Regions from separate parts of the Homo sapiens genome. Here region 2 is linked to region 1. Evidence: chromatin loops called from intact Hi-C (ENCODE). Cell type or tissue: mammary epithelial cell. All regions are shown on one strand. Each heading gives the region's core, and the rest is flanking DNA. Links, peaks and the distances in the headings are about the cores only.

Region 1 (7,482 bases), core at 879-5,878:
GTGAGGCCAGGAGTTTGAAACTCACCTGGGTAACACAGCAAGATCCCATCTATACAAAAAAAAATTTGTTTTTAAATTAGCCTGGTGTGTTGGCACATGTCTATAATCCTAGCTACTTTGGAGTCTGAGGCAGTAGGATTGCTTGAGCCCAGGAGTTTGAGGCTGCAGTGAGCTATGGTTATACCACTGCACTCTAGACTGGGTGACAGAGCAAAAACAATACCACAAAAAAAAAAAACTCCCAGAAAAGCAAATCCCAGAGCCATTATTTACTAGTCGTGGATCACAGGTGAGTCACATTCATCTAGAAAATAGTTACACTGACTTCTACCACAAATATATAAATGAGATTATTCTTGTATTAACGACATATCAGGTGTCTGATAATCTTAGTTCCCTTTTTCCATACTTTTTTTTTTTTCAAAGAACATATAACATGTAATTTACTTTTAGATGCAAGATTCACTTCTTTCAACTCCTACCATGCCCATTAATGTGTTATTAGGGGTCCTCTAGAATTGTGAAAATCCCTAAGTATTTGTGATAAACAGAAATGCACTGTTAGGAGCCAGGCTATAACCACAAAAGACTAACTCCTTTGACCCCATAGCATTGGCCTCCTGTGTCCAGGCAGTGGGACTCCACCACTCCGCCAACAAATACTTGTTTTAAAATGAGTAAGGAGAAAATATACAAACACCCCAGAGTTCTATATTTTGCAGATGAAACACCTGTAGGCATGGTCTGCACACCCTTCAATCATCCGGCCTTGAACCCACCTCAGGGGTTGATCAGCCTCTGCTTAATCCAATCTAATCCTTTACCTGTAGGCCTGTCCTTTCGATGGTTTTTCTGGATACCAGTGATTTTTATATTTTTCTTGAAGTATTAGGGTCAATTTCTCAGCAAACCTCTCAACTGCCTCTTTTTTCAACTTATCATGTTTTCGAACTAGCCTTGTGAAAAAGAAGACAACGGCAGCAATTTCATTCTTCATTTTTTTCCCTGCAAAGATAAAACATGTTTTCTCAGAAAAACAAAATATAAAAACTGGGAAGATGAAGCTCTGTAAGATATACCTCCTTTACAGCTCTCCCCTTCCTCCTTCCAATTTTATCTTGTATTTCTTTGGCTTATATCTGAAGTAGAGAACAATCTACTTATCTTTATGCCATAAAGGCCTTATTATAAAATACTACTTAAAAATCTTATCACTTAGCTTCATGAAGAAATTCCATAAAGATAGCACGTTGCTCCTGTTGGCTAAAATAAAACCACACCTATCAGTAAAAGAGAAGCACTATAATAAATGATACGACATAGATGTTACTGTGTGTGTCAATATTTAGCTGCAATAATCTAAGTTTAAAATTCTGTGAAATGATTTGAACTTTAAAACATAAAAAAAGTCTACTTTAAAATCTAGAACTGTAGAGCTATTTTATAACAGAAAAGTTCGGCAGTTCCTAGAAAGGTTAAACACAGAGTTATCATATGACACGGCCAATTCTACTTCTATTTGCCCAAGAGAAATGAAAACATATGTCCACACCAAAACCTTGTACAGAAATGCCCATAGCAGTATTCATAATAGCTAAAAAGTGAAAACAATATGTTTACCAACTAAAGAATGGACAAATACTGTGTTATACACACGTATGGAATATTATTCAGCAATGAAAAGGAATGAGTACTAATACAAGCTACAATATGGGTGAACCTTGAACACAGAAATGCCCACAGCAGTATTCATAATAGCTAAAAAGTAAAAACAATCTATATGTTTACCAATTAAGGAATGGACAAATACTGTGGTATATACATGTAATGGAATATTATTCAGCAGTTAAAACGAATGAGTACTAATATAAGCTACAACATGGGTGAACCTTGAATACATCACACTAAGGGAAAGAAGCCAGTCACAAATGACCACATATTGTACGATTCCATTGATATGAAATATCCAGAATAAGCAAATCTATATAGACAGAAGACAGATTAGTGGCCTACGGGGAAGTGGGAAACCAAGAAAAGGAGCATTGCTAATAAGTACAGGGTTACTTTTTGAGGTGATAAAAATATTTACTAAATTTCACTATAGTAATGGTTGTACAACTTTGTGAATATACTAAAACCATTGAACTGTACATTTTAAATGGGTGAATTGCATGGTATATAAATTAAATCCCAAAACTGTTCTACATAAAAAATTTCAGCATTGACTTTCCGAAAGTACTCTTTCAGGAAGAGAGATACATTTATCCACAAGTTAAGAGACACAAAAACTAGTGGATCTATCAGGACATATTTAAGAAATGGAAATTCAGGTCACCCGCAGAAAAACAAACTAAAAGAAATAATCAGAGATTTAGCTACATTTTGGATTGCCTCAAAGGACTTTAAAAATGGTATATCTGATTTATCATTGATTAATCCTTAAGGGCAAACCCTTGTCCTAAGATTGTTTTGATGTATGTTGTCTCTACTCAGTGAGCTCATTCATCTGGCTGCTGTAACCTGGAGTTATTAAGATGCTGCCTTTAGTAAGCAACATCACCTTTTTGGGAGCCAATTACGTATTAAAAACATACAGCCTCTGCTATGTTTAGCATAAAAACAACTAACCTAGCAGTAGTTTGTGTTCCCACATTTCCAAAAAAATAAAGCTGATTGTTAGCTTTCTTTTCTCAAACTGCTCTTTCAGTCTCTCTTCAGAATATGACTCCTTTATTCCAAGTGCAAATTCAAACAAGGAACCTCACTGTGAAATAAATTCTACACAGTTATCTGAGAGGTGTGCTGGCAGCCGCAGATAGCCTGATGGAGGGGAAGGCACACAAATCTTCCTCCCAGAACCCTAGAATGAGAAATTCACCTTCTACAGCCAGCTAGCAGGCACCGGGCATGGGTCCACACACGAGTGTACACGTATACATAACCCCAGCCCACCACGACTGCTGTGCAGCCTCCTCCTGAAAAATGTAAGCCATTTCCACTTTGTAAAGCTACGTTTATATTCCACCACGATACGATGGAAAAGAAAACCCAAGGCAATTTAATATACGGGTTGGGAAGAAAGTTTTGCTGATGGAACTACATTAGCCTCCACTCCAGCAAAGCAAACAAGGAACCACACTAAAGAAATGTACTGAATCTTTTAACTAGATCTTTCTCCTCATTCATTACATTTGCCAACTATGTGCCACATATCTGAGTTCTGGATTTGTTTCTGTTTGCTCTGCTTCATATAAAAAAATAGAAAAGAAGGAAAGAACCACTTAGTGGTTGCTTTTGGTTGTAACACAAGATGACTCATTTGGACTTTTGTTTTCCCCGTTTGAAGAAATGATAGCTCGAACAGCTGAAAAATAAGCCCACTCCCACCAGTATTCTAGGAGTACCAAAAGGTGAAAGAGGGAGAGTTACAGTCAGGGCAAGAACCACCAGAGGCAAGCAGGGCCAAGAAGACCTCAGGCGTCTTGAGTAAGTAGGCGTCCTCCACCCACACTCAGAGCAAAAGGCTCCCATTTTAAATATCGCACGGTGACGTCATCCTGGGACCTCGTCACCGCGGCGGCTGCTCCTCAAGTTCTACTTTGTTCCACAAGGCTCCTCTGCTCACGGCTGCGTGGATAAAACCCAAAGGGAATCCAGAATCAAGCTCGGCCTCGCAGGAGTTTATAACTTTTGTACTTTTCCCTCCCTTGTAACGAAAAGCTAATCGCAAACGTTTCTAGGAACACATTTTTCTCCTGATAGACGTTCCCAAGGTGGAGGGCGCGAGAAGACTGGCCCGTGGGGTGAGGAGCCCCGGCCCGACCTCAGCGGCGCCACAAAGCCATGAAGAGGGGAAATAATTTTCCAAGGGGCTAAGAGTTGGACTTTCTGAAGCCATCGAAACCTGCTGCTAGGCTCTCCCGCTGGGGTTTTGAGAGAGGTAGGTGAGGAGGGATCAAACATCTCCACCCGCTCTTGAAAGAACCGCCTTGAGCTGCGCCCAACTTCTGCAATCCCGGTTTTCCCCAAGTTCAAGGGGAAGGGCCCTGGCGCCCAATGCCCAGCCTCCCCGACAACATCCTCGCCAGGGTGCGCCTGCCCCGCGGGTCCGCTGTCCCCGGCGGGCGGCCCTGGGTTCGAGGACCCGGCTTCCCGGAGGCGCGACTCTCCAGCAAACAAGCGGAGCTCCAGAAAAAACACCGACGCGAAGGGGGTGGACAGAGGGTGGGAAGCCGCGGGGTTGTCGCCCACCCGGAGGCGGAATGTAACGCGCTGTGGGAAACGTGGCAGGAGCCCTGAGGCGGCGTCTTTTTCCTCAGGCGCCCGCCGAGGGTCCCGCGGAAAGCCTCGCGGGCCGCCCTCGCGGCCCGCAGCCCCGCTCTGGCGCCGAGCCGGAGCCCATGCAACCTGGTTCCATCCCCTGCCCCTCCCCTGTCCCCGGTGCGCCGCCCGCCAGCGAGCCTTCGACGTGGCCGCAGGGGCGACGGGACCACCCTCCCCCGATACCCACAGCCCCGCCATGTCTGCCTTTCCCCGGCCCGGTCTCCTCACCGCCGCTGCCGCCGCCGCTCTTCGGCCGGAGATTCGGCGGCCCAGACCGTGTCCTGGCCGGGAACTGAGGGCTCCGCCTCAACGGGCCCGCGCTGGGCAACAGGGAGCGCAGCGAGCCTCGTCCGGCGCGTGCGGCTCCCGCGTCGTCGGGCGGCCAAGCGCGCGTTGAGAGGACTGGCGGGCGGACGAGCGCGCACACGAGTGAGCGCAGCCCCAAAGCGGCGCGCAGGGGGCTCGCGGCCCGGAAGAGGGGAGGGGCGATGACCCGGGAAAGGGTTGGCGCGCGCGGGATCGGCTCGCGCGCCTGAGGGGCGGTGCCGGGGGCGGGGCTTCGCCGCGAGGCCACCCCCGAGCCCCGGGCCTAGCCGCACGGGAGGCGACACACCCTCGCCCTACCCTGAGCCTGGCGCAGACCCTCGACCGCGACGGCGCGGTCCGCAGAACCGCGGGCTTCCCTCCCCGGCAAAAAGCGGCGCTGAAGGCCTGTGGGACCCCCGCCCGGCCGCCCTACGTGCGTCAGCGCCTTCGGGGGTCGCGCGGGCTTGGTCCTTTCGGCTGTCTCGGCCTTTTTGTTTCCCCCTCAGGTCTCTCCACGCTGCACTTGACACCCTCAGGGCGGAATGGCGAGTTCTAGACCCAGCTCTCTAGACCCGGGGCTTCATGGGGGACACGGACTCGACGGGAAGGGGAACTTGGCATTTATGGACAGATCCTCATCCTTCTTGCTGTAGTCAATTACACGCACGTTAACCGTGCAGCCGCCCTGCTGTATTTTAGGCGGTTGTTGGCACTCCTAGTTGGGCCCTTCCCTGGCCCCTCACAGCAGGGCCTGCCTCCTGTGGACGCTTGTGTGCTGCCCTGGCACCGGCCACTGTGTTTTGCATAAAGGAGAGGCTCCAAAGATGTTGGCCAAAGGAATGAAGCCTTGAGAGTCCAGGCTTTCTATTTCTGAGACACTCTACTCAAGGACTTCCCAGATGCAAAGCTTCATCTTTGAGCAAATACAAATATGGAGAGGGAACATTAACTTTCTGAAGAAAAGAAGGAACATCTTTTCAACCTTTTATATTGAGTTAACACCATGGTCTTAGTTTTGTGAAAGCACTTTAATACATCCAACTAGCGGGAGGAATACAAGATATTCCTACCTTTTTATTATTATTATTAAAAGAGGGCTAAACCATGTTGTAAACTACTTAAGAACTGAATGTTCAAGTTGTACAGTATATTGGCCAGATTCCTTACTGCCCACTAGGCTTGGGAGCATGTTTTCAGCTCAGTTTTATGAATGTTTTAAATTTGTATTACTGATCTTTGTTATAGCCAATTAGCAATTCAAAATGGTAATTTTTTTAGCAGTAATAAATATACCATCCCCCAAACAGTACAATAAACTTTATTTGTAAAAAAAAAAAATTATACTCTTCTAGGACTTAGTCTACTTACTGGTACATTTAAAGAGGATATTTACACCTTGGAGTCTTCTAGGAGGTGTGAAGGTGTTTTTATTTTAAAATCATAACAATCTGATGAGGTTATTTTTACAGATAAAGGCCTTTAATTCTGCAGTTTCATAAAATAGCTAGGTAACCACCCACATTACTCAAAATTTGTCCAGAAATTTCTATAGTTTAGGATTAGTATTTTGTGTAGTATTTATAAATCTGTGGTCCACATTTTCCAGTCTTAGAGCAGTACCATATTCAAAAAATACAGGCAAGAACCTGAAACCCAATTTCAAAATGACTTTTAAAAAATTCTCAGGCTGGGCACTGTAGCTCATGCCTGTAATCCAGTACTTTGGGAGGTCAAGGAGAGAGGATCATTTGACTCCAGGAGTTCAAGACCAACCTGGCCAACATCATGAAACCCAATCTCTACAAAAAATACACAAATTAGCCAGGTGTGGTTGCATGCAGCTGTAGTCTCAGATACTCTGAAGGCTGGGGTGAGAGGATCACCTGAGCCCAGGAAATTGAGGCTGCAGTGAGCTATGATAACATCATGGCACTCCAGCCTGGGTGACAGAGCAAGACTCTGTCTAAAAAAAGAAAAAAAAATTCTCATAGCTGAACACTGTGAAATAGACACATAGCAAACAATGTCTCTTAAACACTTTTTCTCTCATCCACTTCCCTTGCACACACAGTATTTGTTTTTATGTCTCTTTCAAAACTTGCCCTACTCTTGTGTGCTTCAGATGCTTTGCCCCAGCTCTCTTTCCTTGTGAGTTGGAATCACAAAATCACAAATGAATTGGTATGGCAAGGCAGAGCCCTCCTCTTTATGGGACTGAAAGAGGAGAGCTGCTATAAACTAAATGTTTGTGTCCCTCGCAATATTCGTATGTTGGAGACTAAATCCCCAATGTGATGGTATTTGGAGGTGGGGCCTTTGGGAGACACTTAGGTCATGAGGGTGGAACCTTCATGAATGGAATTAGTGCCCTTGTAAGTGGAAACATGAGAGAGATGATCACTCTGTCTGCTCTCTTGCCAAGTGAGGATATAGGGAGAAGACAGCAAACCAGAAAGCATACCTTCACCAGACACTGGATCTGCTGGTACCTTGATCTTTAACTTCCCTACCTCCAAACTGTGAGAAATTTCTGTTGTTTAAGCCACACAGTCTATAGTATTCTGTTATAGCATCCTGGAATAAGACAGGAGCAGAGCTGATGTAAATAATTACAGTAGTTCCCCCTTATCCACGGTAGGATATGTTCCAGGATCCCCAGTGGATGTCTGAAACTGCACATGGTACCAAACCCTATGTATAATTTATAAATTAGGAACAGTAAGAGATTAACAATAATTATAATAACAGAACAATTATTATAGTACACTGTAATAAAAGTTATGTGAATGTATGCTCGCTCTCTCTCAAAATATCTTATTGTACTGTACCACTGGTAACTAAAACTGGTGAAAA
Region 2 (7,482 bases), core at 1,613-6,612, 290 kb after region 1:
GAGACCACCAAACAGGCTTTGTGTGAGCAACAAGGCTGTTTATTGCACCTGGGTGCAGGCAGGCTGAGTCTGAAAAGAGAGTCAGCGAAGGGAGATAGGGGTAGGGCCATTTTATAAGATTTGGGTAGATAAAGGAAAATTACAGTCAAAGGGGGGTTGTTCTCTGGCGGGCAGGAGTGGGGGTCACAAGGTGCTCAGTGGGGGAGCTTTTGAGTCAGATGAGCCAGGAGAAGGAATTTCACAAGATAATGCCATCAGTTAAGGCAGGAACAGGCCATTTTCACTTCTTTTGTGGTGGAATGTCATCAGTTAAGGCAGGAACCGGCCATCTGGATGTGTACGTGCAGGTCAAAGGGGATATGATGGCTTAGCTTGGGCTCAGAGGCCTGACAACTTCTTTTATCAGTTTTTGGATTTCCTTGCATTGGTCTTTCCCTTTCTCTGGTGCCTCCCTGATTAGCTTAATAACTGATCTCCTGAATTCTTTTTCATGTAAATCAGGGATTTCTTCTTGGTTGGGATCCATTGCTGGTAAACTAATGTGATTTTTTAGGGGTGTTAAAGAGCCTTGTTTTGTCATATTACCAGAGTTGATTTTCTGGTTTCTTCTCTTTTGGGTAGCCTCTGTCAGAGGGAAGATCTAGGGCTGAAGGCTGTTGTTCAGATTCTTTTGTCCCACAAGGTGTTCCCTCGATGTAGTACTCTCCGCCTTTTCCTATGCATGTGGCTTCCTGTGAGCCAATCTGCAATGATTGCTGTCTTTCTTTTGTGTCTAGCCAGCCAGTGAGTCTACAGGGCTCCAGTCTGGTACAGGGGGTTGTCTGCACAGAGTCCTGCGATGTGAACTGTTTATGGGTCTCTCAGCCGTGGATCCCAGCACCTGTTTCCAGTGGAGGTGGCAGGGGTGTGAAATGGACTCTGTGAGGGTTCTTAGCCTTGGTGGTTTAATGGTCTATTTTTGTGCTGGTTGGCCTCCTGCCAGGAGGTGGCGCTTTCCAGAGAGCATCAGCTGTGGTAGTGTGGAGAGGAACCGGCAGTGGGTGCGGCCCCAGAACTCCCAAGATTATATCTCCTTTGTCTTCTGCTACCAGGGTGGGTAGGGAAGGGCCATCAGGTTGGGGTGGGGCTAGGGGGTGTCTGAGTTCAGACTCTCTTTGTGTGGGTCTTGCTGCAGCTGCTGTGGGGGATGGGCATGACATTCCCAAGTCAATGGGGTTGTGTACCTAGGAGGATTATGGCTGCCTCTGCTGAGTCATGCAGGTTGTCAGGGAAGTCGGGGAAAGCTGGCAGTCACAGGCCTCACCCACCTCCCATGCAAACTGAAGGGTCAGTCTCACTCCCACCATTGCCCCCCAAACAGCCTTGAGTCTGTTTCCAGGTGGTGGGTAAGCTGAGCTTGAGAACTTGCCCCAGGCTACCCACCTCCCAGCTGGGAACGAAAAGGGCTTGGTTCTTCCCCCACCTGTGGGAGTGTGCGCACGGGATTCATGCCCTCCCCCCAGTTCTGGCCAGGAGGCTTCTCACATGGTTCCAATTGTTAAAAAATTCAGCTGGAGATTTCCTTCTCCCTGTGGTGTTTTTCCCCCGCTCCTCTGGCTGCCTTCCTGATGGATCTCTGTGGTCCCAGGCAGGAATGGCCTGCTTGGGGACCCAGCGAGCTCCCAAGGCCTTTCCTGCTGCTTCCTCTATCCCTGTGTTTTGCTTGGCTCTCTAAATTGACTCAGCTCCAGGTAAGGTTGGAAACTTCTCCCACAAACAGACCTTCAGTTTCTCCAGTGGGGGTGTGTGTTTGGGAGAGGAGGGTCTCCCTTTCCCACTTTTGCAGTTGGGGCACTCACAGTATTTGAGGCATCTCCCAGGTCCTGCAGGAGCAGTCGGCTTCCTTCAGAGGGGCTGTGGGTCCTCTCGGTATTTCTGGTTTGTTCTTGTAGTCGATCTGGGGCTAAAATTCACAGTGCCAGCCTCAGCATGCTGCTCTGTCGGAGTCAAAGCTACAGCCTAGTCCTGCCTCCCTTCTGCCATGAGCTCCTCATTTTCTCAGTAGATGCAATTTCGAACAGCAATAACAACATTGTAGTTTTTTACAACAAGCATAAATGATTGTACTTTTGGGCAGCGGAATTTTATGTAAAATGAGGAAATGGGTGGTTTCCAGCCTGCTTGCCTCTTGGTGGTGACTCGCAGCTTTCAGCATTTAGAATCTCTTGCTACTCATTGCTTTCAGGATGCCACAGATTCTCTTTTGTCTGGAGAAATGTATGTGATAACCTGGCACTCACGCCTTGGTGTCTAGGTAGGTATATTAACCTACCAAGGATGTATGCATTTTAGAGACGTTATCTGGAAAGATCAATTCATGACTCAGAGCATGTTTTTCCAAGTGCGGCATTTCTAGGATACAGCATCTGGACAGGGAAAATGTTTCTGAGCAGTGGAGTAGTTAATTTTTTTTTGTTTTTTTTTTTTGTTTTTTTGTTTTGTTTTGTTTTGTTTTTTTTTTGAGGCGGAGTCTCGCTCTGTCTCCCAGGCTGGAGCGCAGTGGCGCGATCTCGGCTCACTGCAAGCTCCGCCTCCCGGGTTCACGCCATTCTCCTGCCTCAGCCTCCGGAGTAGCTGGGACTACAGGCGCCCGCCACCACGCCCGGCTAATTTTTTGTATTTTTAGTAGAGACGGGGTTTCACCGTGTCAGCCGGGATGGTCTCAATCTCCTGACCTCGTGATCCGCCCGCCTCGGCCTCCCAAAGTGCTGGGATTAAAGGCGTGAGCCACCGCGCCCAGCCTGGAGTGTTTAATTTTATGTGTCAACTTGTCTGGGCTGTAGTACTCAGTTACGTAACCAAACACCAATCCAGGTGTCACTGTGAAGGTATTTCGTAGATGCAATTAACATCTACGGTCGGTTGATTTTAAGTAAAAGATACTAACTTTCATAATGTGGGTGGGCCTCATCCCAACAGATGAAGTCCTTCAGAGCAAAAAACAGGTTTCACTGAAAAGAAAATCTGCCTGAAGACCATAGCATCCTCTCCTGACTGCATTTCCAGCCTGCTTGTCTGTCTCTACAAGTTTCAGACTTGCCAGCCCGCATAATTTCATGAGCCAATTCCTTAGAATAAATCTTTTAATGTACACACTCACACACACACATCCAAATGCTTCTATGTCTCTGGAGAATCCTGACTGATATATAAACAACTGCACAGGCAGGCAGTTGTTTTTGTATTCCTCGAATCATGCCTCACTGTGGTCATTACTAGCACAATGCTTTGAATATGAGAAGTGTTTAAATAATATATATTAAACGGATCAATGAGTAACTAACTGGAGATTAACCTAATATGAAAGTTAGTATTGAGGCTTTAAAGTAAAAAATAAATTTTAGCCTTGTGATCATATTTCTCCATAATATTGAAAGCCTTTATTGGGACTCGAATGGTTTCCTGTTTATCATCAAGTAATGATGGAGGTTTGCTCTTAATTCTGTATTGAGTAAATACATGTCCCATATAAAATTTTTTGCTGCCCTCTGGTGGATATAGTTCAATAAATAAACATTATACAATTATATATCAAATTCCATATATTAAGCAGTTTCTCATTTGTGTATGTTCCCAAAGTTGCTTTCTCAGTTTAGAAATTGGAATGCATTTTTCACATCAGAAGAGAGGTTAGTATCTCAGATCTGCTTGTAAATCCCTATTATAATAAATGGTACTTAAAATATGGCACAAAAAATAGTGTAGAGCCTAACAAGTAGGTAGTTGCAATGATTTCATGAGGAAATCCATTGAAAGTGATCACTTGGGAACACAGTTAGCCATCTTCCCTGCTGTGGCCTTGATTACTGAGGAAGGCGAAGTGGAATTTCCTGGATCCCATCCCTGGGGGTGCTTCTATGGCCTGCCATGGGGTGTGTGTATTGGGAGGTGGGGGTGGGAGGATGGTGAAGGACAGAATCGAAAGCTTTCCAGGAATGGGGTGAGGCTTGGGGGTGTAGTGAAAGGGAATGAGGCAGAGCATAGCCCGGAGGAACAGAAGTAGCTGAGTTCTAAAGAAATGAAAGATCTGGAAATAAAATACATATGGGACTGAAGGGACAAGAGTGACACTAAAGACAGGCAGAGAGGAGTGAAGAACAGTGGTAAAGAGTGTCCTGTGCCCGCTCACAAGAGCCAATTGTTAAATTTTCAAGAATTTTGTGAGCCACTTATTAAACACAGACATTATTAAAAACTAAGTCAAGGCCGGCCAAAGTGCCTCACACCTGTAATCCCAGAGCTTTGGAAGGCCAAAGTGGGATGATTGCCTGAGGTCAGGAGTTTGAGACCAGCCTGGACAACATAGTGAGGCCCCCGTCTCTACAAAAAATAAAACGAAAAATAAATTAGCTGGGCATGGTAGTGCACGCCTGCAGTCTCAGCTGCTTGGGAAGCTGAGGTGGGAGGATCACGTGAGCCCAGGAGTTCAGGCTGCAGTGAGCTATGATTGCACCACTACACTCCAGCCTGGGCAAAAGAGCAAGGCCCTGTCTCGAAAAAATTAGTCGTATAAACTTACAATGAAGTAAACTGTCTTTAAAACTAAACTAATATGTACTCAAGACTCACCGCTTCCTAAGTATTTTACTATTTAGTAAAGTCACCTTTTGAGATGATTTACGTTTTGCATTCATATGGTGGGAATATTCCACAATGATGTGTTGTCCAGCATCTCTCCCCAGCTCTGCATTCCGAGATATCAGTAACTTCTTGTTGGTTACAGTGTGAATACTTTTGCCAAGAAAACTGAAAAATGCTACAAATCAAATCAGCTCTCCTCTATCCCCAAGAGCTGAATGTTAAACAGTTGCCAGCATTCCACTGGGTAAGGACATCTCTTCAGTAACAAAAGAAGGTTTTCTTTCTTTTTTAAAAAATAGTTTCACTACCTGTGCTAGATTGGTGTTCTAGTTCATTTATTCATTAAATAAAAAATATTATTTTTTGATTCTCTACTTGTTAGGAGATAATTTTCCATGGGTTTCTTATGTTTCTGCATACCTTATAAGAAAGACACAGATTACCCTTTGTCCCAGAAAATCTTTTCAGTGATGTTCATACAGTGAATGGCCTTGGAAGCTAGGGATTGGGTCTCCCTTTGGAGCAAAGGGCAGACATGCTTGCTGCCCATTATAAAATTTTTGCATCCCCTAAACTCAGCATTCCTCTCCTGTATCACAACCCACTATGTATTCAGGTATCTTTCGGTTCTTTTGTGTCACCCTGTAGACTTGGGCCTCGAGATACTGTCCCCAAAATGCCAAAATCCTGGCTGTTGCTATTGTTGTGATTAATAAGCTGTTCTTCTTCTCTGACCCTGAGTCTCCTGTCTTCTACTGGCATCAATGAAACTGTAGCAGGCAAACTTATTGGCTTGTGAGTAGGGCAAAATTCAGTCCCTTCCCAGTTCTTTACAGTATTATGTGTCAGGCAGTGAGCAAGGAACTGAAATGCAGGGGTGAGTACGGCAAAAAGATCCTTGTGGAGCTCAATATGTCTTGTAGGATTATAAACAAAAAGCATTAAAAATAAATGATGAATATTTAAAATTTATATTAGGATAAGAATTAAGAAAGAGTAGAACAGTGGTGCGATAGAGTAATGGAGCTGTCTAGAGGGAAATCTGCATGAGTTGTTGGGGAAGGTCTCTCTGGTAGGTGGTTAAGCCAGGAGAAAGAAGTTACGGCTGAAGAGTGAAGAGAGGGAGTATGTAAAAATACCATAAAGGAGGCCAGCCAGGTGCGAAGGCTCTCGCCTGTAATCCCAGCACTTTGGGAGGCCAAAGGCAGGAGGATGGCTTGAGCCCAGGTGTTACAGACCAGCCTGGGTAACATAGTGAGACCCTCTCTCTACAAAAAAAAAAAGGAGTCATGAAGTAGCATTTTTTGGTTGATTAATAAAGGGGATTTTTTTTTATGGGAAAAGATATGTTTTCTTCCATTTTCCTCTTTTCATTAAGGTAAATACGTGGGAGGGGAGGTTTCCAGACAGTGTGATAGAAATGGCAGGAGATTGCACTTTTCCTGCATTGGAATCACATGAAATTCCAAATATTGTATAAAGACTTGTGATTTGAGGAAATCCCTGGAAATAACACTTGGGGGCTGAATAAGAGTAGTATTAGTACAGACGGTGGAAGGCAGCGAGGAGGACAGAAAACGTGGCTGTAGTGAGAGGAATGAAATGACTGTCTTTGTACCCTCCCTGAGCAGTGCTCCCAAGGTGAGAGCTGATGAACTGGGGATGGATTGCCTGGAGTTTTAATGTTTTCTGTCAACGTTAGGTAGCAAAATCCACGGAGTATGATTCCAACAAACAATTGAGAGTTAGAGTGAAGTGAAGCTACCTAAAGGACAGAGAAAAAGGGTTTGGAAACTCAGTTCCTGACTCTTGATTGCTCTATGACCTCTCTGATATCTTTATTAGGTATGGCACTTTCTTATAAGAGGTTGCTGTAACTACCCTACTGAAGATCTGAGATGGGAAAGCAAAGGCAGAACAGCAAACTATAAAAGTCCCCTTCTTACATCTTCCACCAATGTGGCGTTTGAATACTTCTGTGAATTTTTAGAAATATGGGTTAGAAGTTACACTCAAGGCAATTTAAAAGTAATATTTTTTACACTTCCTAGAAGTTACAGTCTAGTCAATTTACAAATAATATTTTTTAGGTCGGGTACGGTGGCTCATGCCCGTAATCCCAGCACTCTGGGAGGCCGAGGTGGGCAGATCACTTGAGTCAGGAGTTCGAGACCAGCCTGGCCAACACGGTGAAACCTTGTCTCTAGTAAAATACAAAAAAAAGAAAAAAAAAGAAAAAAAATACATATATGTATATATATTACTTGGGCGTGGTGGCAGGTGCCTGTAATCCCAGCTAATCCGGAGGCTGAGGCAGGAGAATTGCTTGAACCTGGGAGGGAGAGGTTGCAGTGAGCTGAGATTGTGCCACTGCACTCCAGCCTGGGTGACACAGCGAGACTCTGTCTCAAAAAAAAAAAATTTTTTTTTTATACTTCAATATCTTTATTGACATAAATGGATATTGTATAACGTCTGTTCTAGATGCAATCTGTAAGTTGGTTTTATTTGCTTTTTTCTTTTAGTACCAGGTATTAGATAACCTAAAGGTATGCACAAAGTTTTGTCCTTGGATAATAAAGTGCTGGCTGCTGGGTTTATCGGTTTTCACTGTAAAATGCCAAAAAAAAAAACAATCTAGAAAACATCCAAATTATTTTACTGTGAAATTTTGTTAAAATGAATATATTGCTGTAATCACATACCCTTACATTTTACCAAGCACTTAACGTAGTCCTATAAGAATGCCCAAAACTAGTTGTTGATATACTGGTTTTTTTTTTGCAGATGAAAAAGCAGGCTCAGAGTGGTGGCGTGAGCTGCTTCAAGTCACATAGTAACTAGCCAATGTCTTAAATGAGC

Evidence for each region. A loop is a pair of places that touch in the nucleus more often than their neighbours do. Peaks named below come from ENCODE experiments on the same cell type or tissue, not always from the same donor. Only the 100,000 strongest peaks of a DNase experiment are listed, where the experiment ranks them.
Region 2: a loop joins it to region 1, with 5 times the contacts of the local background. A loop is called at or near these places in 5 of 110 quality-filtered maps.

The regions. Positions count from the first base shown.
Region 1 is chr21:17,608,148-17,615,629 of GRCh38, forward strand. It overlaps BTG3 (BTG anti-proliferation factor 3), which reads right to left and starts at 4,754. Exons shown (of 5, transcript NM_006806.5): 1 at 4,552-4,754; 2 at 825-1,005. The coding sequence starts at 997. BTG3-AS1 (BTG3 antisense RNA 1) reads left to right here and starts at 3,539. Exons shown (of 1, transcript NR_149073.1): 1 at 3,539-5,967. It also overlaps a transcript of CXADR not described here. In mammary epithelial cell, for the core only: a CTCF peak has its summit at 3,617; DNase peaks (open chromatin) are centred at 3,534, 4,004 and 4,734; H3K4me3 peaks cover 2,888 bases; H3K27ac peaks cover 2,703 bases.
Region 2 is chr21:17,899,695-17,907,176 of GRCh38, forward strand. No RefSeq gene overlaps it. Among named protein-coding and RNA genes, the nearest start is that of LINC03147, 18 kb to the left of the region's middle. RefSeq lists an enhancer at 3,550-4,108. In mammary epithelial cell, for the core only: a CTCF peak has its summit at 3,533 (motif pointing left); no DNase peak of the experiment used is centred there.